Linked DNA regions of Homo sapiens: region 2 is linked to region 1. A link is a contact called in ENCODE Hi-C or POLR2A ChIA-PET data. All regions are on one chromosome and are shown on one strand. The core of a region is the stretch at or near the end of the contact, and the rest is flanking DNA. Distances in the headings are between cores, read along the strand shown. Region 1 has its middle 88 kb from the start of LINC01449. Region 2 has its middle 120 kb from the start of LINC01449.

The links. A loop is a pair of places that touch in the nucleus more often than their neighbours do. ChIA-PET counts read pairs that join two places held with the same protein, here RNA polymerase II (POLR2A). Pooled maps may share reads with other maps.
Region 2: a loop to region 1 is called in a map of PC-9, with 6 times the contacts of the local background. The contact joins two enhancer-like sites. A Hi-C loop is called at or near these places in 7 of 168 maps with a recorded cell type or tissue (Caco-2, Calu3, MCF 10A and 4 more) and 3 of 50 pooled maps. POLR2A ChIA-PET finds 5 or more read pairs at or near these places in 2 of 52 experiments (HEK293T and MCF 10A).

The regions. Positions count from the first base shown.
Region 1 is chr7:41,187,357-41,191,120 of GRCh38, reverse strand. No RefSeq gene overlaps it. Among named protein-coding and RNA genes, the nearest start is that of LINC01449, 88 kb to the right of the region's middle. Within about 2 kb of position 2,185, at least 6 of the 41 ENCODE cell types and tissues checked have a DNase peak (open chromatin) inside an H3K27ac peak, as active enhancers do; they include PC-3, PC-9, endothelial cell of umbilical vein and 1 more, where a contact is called at or near this core.
Region 2 is chr7:41,223,031-41,226,670 of GRCh38, reverse strand. No RefSeq gene overlaps it. Among named protein-coding and RNA genes, the nearest start is that of LINC01449, 120 kb to the right of the region's middle. Within about 2 kb of position 2,095, at least 4 of the 41 ENCODE cell types and tissues checked have a DNase peak (open chromatin) inside an H3K27ac peak, as active enhancers do; they include PC-3, PC-9, endothelial cell of umbilical vein and 1 more, where a contact is called at or near this core.

The DNA.
Region 1 (3,764 bases), core at 936-3,435:
TGAGTTTTGAAGGGACATAATTCAATTCATAGCAGTTGGCATAGGACAGTGCTAGGCATATTACAAGTTCTTAATATATGCTTAGTGAATAAATAAATACATAAACAGAAAATGTCCAGAGATCTCTGTGTCCATTTGAAGTTGCTACGTCAACAACTGGACCCAGGAATAAAGGGTGTGCTCTAGCATCAGTGTAAGTATGGTCCCTTCGAGCCAAGAGGCAGAGAGCTCAGGAGCTGCTGAGAAGTCACAGTCACAAGGGAAGGAGACAGGAAAGGGAAGTCACATCAGGAAGGCTGAAGCCATAGCAAAGCCAGAGAGCTGGATCCCACTTCAGGGCCTACCATAGTGAAGCACTGGCTCTTCCTTCCTCTTTTCTTGGAAGCAGGGCCAGCTACATGATTGCAGGACTCAAGGCAAAATGAAAATGCAGGACTCTTGCTCAAAAAAAGAAAAAACAAAAACAAAAACAGAAAATATGCCATTAAAGATACTAAATATGAAGCCTTTTCCTTTTTTCCATGATCTCTCTTGACTTGCCATGTTGTTATTTATTTGCTATTTAATGTAGTTCTAAAGTAAAGAAAAATTAAAAGTTTTAATTATGAGCATGAATTGTACCATTGTTCAGTGCAAGTTTTAGAGGCAAATATAAGAACATGTAACTCTTCTGCCGAATCACCAAAATTACACAATTCATAAATTCACGTTCTGTACCTTGTATGCGCATATGTATTTCATTCTCACCAGAACAGTGTGAACGCCACACAACACTAACTCAACTCTTTTTTATTTCTTTATATTTGCACATTTTACCGATGCTTTCTACATTTGGCTTGTTGATGTGCTTTCTAAAAACAGAAAGAAAAAAGATCTGTAGGTTTCCCTATTTTTCCCTTTCCTTCAATGTCATCGTTTTCCATGTAATTGGTTGGTTATTACAAGGAAGTGACAGGAGTGAGAAAGGATACTTTAAGATCCCTTGGTTGTTTGTGTTTCTTAGAATGCTGTTGCCTTCTTTCTTGTTTGAACAGGAAGCATGACCACTTAGTCATAAACATGACACATTTCCCTTGTACTCGCCATGAGCCTCACTGAACTCCCACACATTGTGGGTCCACTGGAATTCTGTGTTCATGGGGCAACCAAATGCTCTAGGCAAATGGGGTGATATGGAACTTGCCTGCATGCTCCATTGTCCCCTTGGACTTTGCTTCCAAGACAGCTCAAGGTTGACAACAGGGCAGGGTGAGAAGGGCATGCAAAAGATGGTGGTGTGGGGTGGGCAGGGAAAGAAGGCCCAAGACTAAGCCAGTTGTTTGAAATTCTCTATATTCTTTCTTCATTTTGTCCATTTTTTTCTGTTTTTTTCATTTTTCAATGGAGATGGAAAGCACCCAGTTCTGCTTTCCCCCAGAATCACCCTGTTTGTAAGCAGCCTGGAATGGTCACTAGAAGCTGCTACCTTTTGCCTGTTTTCTAGCTAAGATCAGTAAGGAGAGGTGGTCTCAAGGCTGATAGAGATGGCCACTGAGGGAGCTGGCTGCTACCTGTGGTCTTATACACAAGACTTTTGCCCTCCATAGAACCACACATCTTCACTTAATGTTTTAAACTTTTTTTTTCAGGTCACATGAATTTAGGCATTAAATAAATTATTAGACTAGCAAACATCAGAACCTTTTTTTTTCTAAGAACGACAATAGAAAAGGCTCTTGTAGTTAACACTCTTAAATACAGAGGTATTTTAAATTAAAGATTTTTTTTAAAAAAGAACAGCCTTGTCTTATAAATAATAATGATTGATAATTATTCCTCAACGAAACTAAAGAAATGGTGTGTCTTCTATGCATAAAAAAACTAGTCTACTTGCACAAATATCATTAGACAAGAAATAATTTTATTATTTAAACATTATATTAAGAAAATCTTTTTAAAAAATTTTCACTATACGTTACATCACATAAAAATGTAAGGTAGCATGTGTGAACTGTTTAAAGAGCTTGTTAAAGATTCTTATAATAAGAAAGGCTGGGAAAAGTAGAGTCATATCTTATCAAAACAATCTAAGAATCTTAAGAATGCTGCTTTTCTAGTAATACATAAATATACACGAACATGAGCAAGAATCCAAGTAAAGAAACAGTTCTTATTCATAGGATTGACAGTTTTATTATTACACCAGCCTGAAATAACATATAATGGTGTGTGAGTGTGCACTGGAGTTTCTAAAAGCAGCTTTTCAGATAGGCTTAATGTGAGAAGGGTTCAACTTTCTTCTTTGAATTCTGGAGGATGGGGTCTCCTGGGGATAAAGGGGAAAAGGGGAGATAAACTTTTAATGCAATCTCTATTCTTGCCACGATTTATTTTATTTATTTGTTCAGCAATATTTATTGTGCAGTCACCACATGCCAGGCTCTGTAGATACAATGGGGACCTTGACAAATACACTCTTTGCCTTTCGGAAGCTCAGAGCACAGTCAAGAAACAGAGTATTAGCAGAGAACATTACTGGGAAACAAGGGATTTTGCAACTCTTGGTAGGGGAACCTAACACGACCACAGTGGGGAGCAGAAAAGAGCTTTAAAACTAAGAGCCCAGGGGTGTGTAAGGCATAGCCAGGTCAAGAATGGAGGAATGAAGAATGCTGAATCAGAGGGAATCCTGAGAAATTCCTTCTGGAACCTGGCTTCCTTAACTCTTATTAACCACGTGCTAAGACTCCTTTTATATGGTTGTGGGATGATTGGCTGCAATAGCACAAATTTATGGAACTAAAAAAACAAGTGTTTGGTGTAATACTGTAAGTGTTGGTTTGAATTTTGGATGCGTATGATTAATGAATGAGGCTGAATGAGACATGTAAGCCAGCTGGGCACACCTTGGTGGGGACCAATAGGAATGACAGCTACGCCTGATGGGGGCAGGAAGGGAAGCGCAGAGTTTCTTCTTTCGGCCACGCCTTCTGACTCCAGTGAATGCCTCCTTAAGGGGTGAGGAAGCTGTCAAGAAAATAAGCATATTGGCTGGCTCGGTGGCTCAAGCCTGTAATCCCAGCACTTTGGGAGGCCGAGGTGGGCGGATCACGAGGTCAGGAGATCGAGACCACCCTGGCTAACACAGCGAAACCCCGTCTCTACTAAAAATACAAAAAAATAGCCGGGCGTGGTGGCGGGCGCCTGTAGTCCCAGCTACTCAGGAGGCTGAGGCAGGAGAATGGCGTCAACCCGGGAGGCGGAGCTTGCAGTGAACTGAGATCAGACCACTGCACTCCAGCCTGGGCGACAGAGCGAGACTCTGTCTCATTAAAAAAAAAAAAAGAAAGAAAGAAAAAGAAAGTATTCATATTTATTTGGGTTAAGCCTAAACGTGTGTTTCTTGGTATTTCTTGGCGTTACAGCTAAAATAACCTAAAACACATCTGTATTGAGGTCTGTGACCCAAGTGCCAATCTGTAGCTGTCACAATAGTGTGTTCCAGGTAGGGGTAATAGCATGTGGAAAGGCCCAGAGGCGAAGGGGAGCCAACATCTTCAAGTGACAGGAAATACTTAAATAAGGGTGGGGCCCAGTGTAAGGGAGGAAGGTGAAGGGTGAGTCAGAGAGGAAAGCCAGCAAGATTTTGAGTATGGTGAGATTTTTCAACGCCGGACACGGAAAACCAGTTCATAGTTTAGACAGGGAAATGACTTGATCAGAGTTGCATTTTCAAAAGAATACTTTGGCTGCATTATGGAGGATGGACTTGAGTGAGGACAGCC
Region 2 (3,640 bases), core at 846-3,345, 36 kb before region 1:
CTCTCCCATCATCTCATCTGTTTTGCTTTGCCCTGTGTCTTCCCTAATCCATCCACCTTTTCACTCCCTTTGGAACCCAAGGGCACAGTTCTCTTTCACCTGGTAACCTCTGTGCTGCACATCCCATCTACTCCCCCACTGTCCAAAGACAAAATTACAACAATTTAGTTTAAAGATCTGAATTGTCTTTATTTGATATTCCAGAATCAGGCAACACTTTGTTCCATAATAAATGTTCCAATAAGTGTAGCACAGGAGATTAGTTTTATATTCGGAGAGGGGCTGAAGAAAGCAGGAACAGGAAGCAAACTGTGAATTGGTCATTTCAAAGTTACTTTAATGTGGGAACAGGAAAACAGAAGAATAGAGAAATAATTGATTTGTTAACATTAGGTTACTCTTTTTTTGTAAGGACTAAAGGCAATGGGGAACTTCATTAGCATGCCATTGAAACTGGCCTGTTTGGGAAATTTGGATTTGATCTCTCTCTCCTGATTTCTCCGAAGACCAGATAACTCAGTTTTGGTTTGGTGAAGAAGAACCTCAGAATTAATGACTCCATTTTAGTTTTTAGTCTGGTCTGTTGGGGCTAGTGCAGGAGCTTAGCCCACAAGAATGGCCTCCTTTAATTTTTATTTAATGCTTATTTAAGTGATTTTACTCTCCCTTGGGGGCACCACATCACTCAAAGGAGCTCAATCCCCCAAAACCACGTGTCTCTCGGTTAGGAGAAGCACTGGCCAGCTCCCCAGAGCTCCTGAGAGCTTCCTCTCCACTGCTGCACCCACCTCTCCCCCATCATACTCAGTTTCTGGTCACTTGAGGTCAGGTTGTCCAGTAGAAGCCTCCACCTTTCCCTGGACAGACTTCCTAGAGCTTGTTCTTATCCACTGAGGATGTCGGGACCAAGCTCACAGCCTTCCTCTTCCTGGTTCCTGCCGTCGACTCAAGTGACTTCAGGTTGTGCAAGGGCAACAGACTCAGTCTCTTCATCTCAAACATTTTCACCTTTAATGCACATCAGCCTCCCCTAGGCAGGGTTAGAGCCCAGGCCATCGCCTAACACCCCTTTCCTTTTGGTCATTTGTCTTTCCCTCTGTCTTCCTCCTTCATCTTCACGACATTTATCTGAGTCACTTGCATGACACTGAAGGTGAGCACCTCCTTATATTTTGCTCCCACAGGCTTTCTACCTGCCTCACTGTGCCCTGGCCACCATCCTGTTTCAGCTGCATTGTCAGTCTCATTCAAAATCAAGCCAACTGTGCACGAGCTCTGCTCCTCTGTCTCCTGCTGGAGATAGATCAGATAATACAACTGCATGTGTTGGATTCACTGAAAGTTAAAGATTTCTACCCAGAAATGAGTGTCCTGCTTCTGGGTGTGGTGGTGAACTCATGCTGCCACTCCTGAATGTGGCTGTGTCCATCCTCTCACTCCATGCATGGGCCTTCATGTCCCGCAGAAAGTTGTACCCCTGCTTTGCTGAAAAGTAGACACTTTCTGTCGGGAAGTTCATTAGCTTCTTTCCTTTTACACCTGCACACTCGCCTGTGGAGGATGTCTATCCTTCTCTCTATCAGCATGGTCTGCATCCACAGCCTTAGACAGTGACGATCCCTTCCTTTAGAGTGTCCTCCCGGTGGGTGTTCTGCCTGCCACTCCTGTCCCTCCCCGCACTTCCCACCTGCTAACTGTGCTCTCTCAGCTCCTCCAGGGACAGTGATTTTCAGGTTCCGTGGCTGAACAGTTTCTCTCCCCACTCAACACACTTTGGCTAGGTAATTTAATCTCCCCATAATTCCAATTACCATTCTTATGCTGATTGCTGTAAGTTCATATTTCAGGCCTAAATCTCTCCATCTTTCCATCTCAGTTTTCCCTTTGCCGCTGTTTGCTCCAAGGATACTTATCTTCTGGACCACACAGCTCAAGTCCACACATGCTACTGTTTCCGCTGGGAACCTCTTCTTCCTCATTCCCCTCCCTTCACCTACACAACTGGAACTTCCAGTTCTGAGAAAATTTCTTCAATCCTTCAATTGTATACCTCTGAGTCACATGCCTCTTCTGTTAGCACTTCCTATGCTTAGGAAATTGCATCCCTCTGTGAGAGTACTCACTCATCACTGTGTGACCTGTATTATTTCCTCACCAGGGCCTAATTTCTGCGGGGAAAGGCAAATGTTCTGTACCTACAATAATGCTGCCTTCATAATAAGCATCCCCTAGTCATTTCGAAGGCAATGGATAAACAAGTGAACAAATGAACTTACTAGCTGTGTGGCTTTCACACCAGCAGGAAAATGCTCCTTTCTGATAAGTAAAAGGACCCTGTGATCTTTAAATGAGTAACGATGAGTTTTGAAGGTGTTTTGTGAGTAACACAATTGCTTTATACATATGACGTGAAATATGACATTGCTATGTTTGCCTTTGAAGGAGATAAGATTTTTTTCATAATATCATGATTCGTGATGACACCATCATTTTTAAAGTTTTTCATTTTGAGCCCATGTAGCCAGGTAGTTGGAAAATTGAACCACAGAATGATTCAATAACAAATTATCCAATCCTTTTTTCTAGAATGTTTAATAATAATCTGGAAAGCTGTGCTCTACAAATCATAGTAGAAACAGCCCCATGTGTGAATCATTAATGGTTATTTTTATTTAATAAATGCTTGTAAAAAAGATTTTAAGTTTTATAAGACAAAACTCAATTTTCTTCAATTTTAAGAAAATAAAACCTAAGTCGATTAAAACTGGAAGAGATAAGTGTTATGTTTACCAACTCAAATCTATTTTATGATGTGGTTATTTTAAGAATCATTGAAACGTTGTTTTAATTCTTTGCAGTTTAGATTTAATGTGCCGTGAATCTTAGTTCAGAAATTTTACAACTGATTCTATTTGACTTTTTTATGAGTCAGTTGCTTGTACATATTGTTAACAATCTTTTTCATATGATGTTTTTCATTTCTTTCCATTAAAATACTCTATGAAAAGAACTTTTAAATCCAAAATTTTATATAAAAGGGATTGGATTAGGAAATGCCCTTTTATTTGTTATAAGAGTAACAATGTATTTTTTTTGTTTGTTTTTTCTGAGATGGAGTTTCACTCTTGTTGCCCAGGCTGGAGTGCAATGGCACAAACTGAGCTCACTGCAACCTCTGCCTCCCGGGTTCACGTGTTTCTCCTGCCTCAGCCTCTCAAGTAGCTGGGATTACAGGCATCAGCCACCACACCCAGTTAATTTTTGTATTTTTAGTAGAGACGAGGTTTTGTCATGTTGGCCAGGCTGGTCTCAAACTCCTGACCTCAGGTGATCCACCCTCCTTAGCCTCCCCAAGTGCTGGGATTACAGGCATGAGCCATCGCACCTGGCCTGAGTTCTTTTATTGAGTACTTATTATTGCTGAGGAAGGTACAGCTCCTTCTCTGCTATCATTTACTAAGGAAAATCAATTTGGAGTTCTCAAGAGAAACACGTCATTTTTAACTATAAGTCAGATGATAGTATAGAAAGGTATAAATAAATAAAGTACTTTGGAAGGAAGAAAACATAGCTGTTAATCCTGCCTGAGGATATTGGAGAGTCTTAAGAAGTGGCTACTTTTAGAAAGATTCCTAAATGA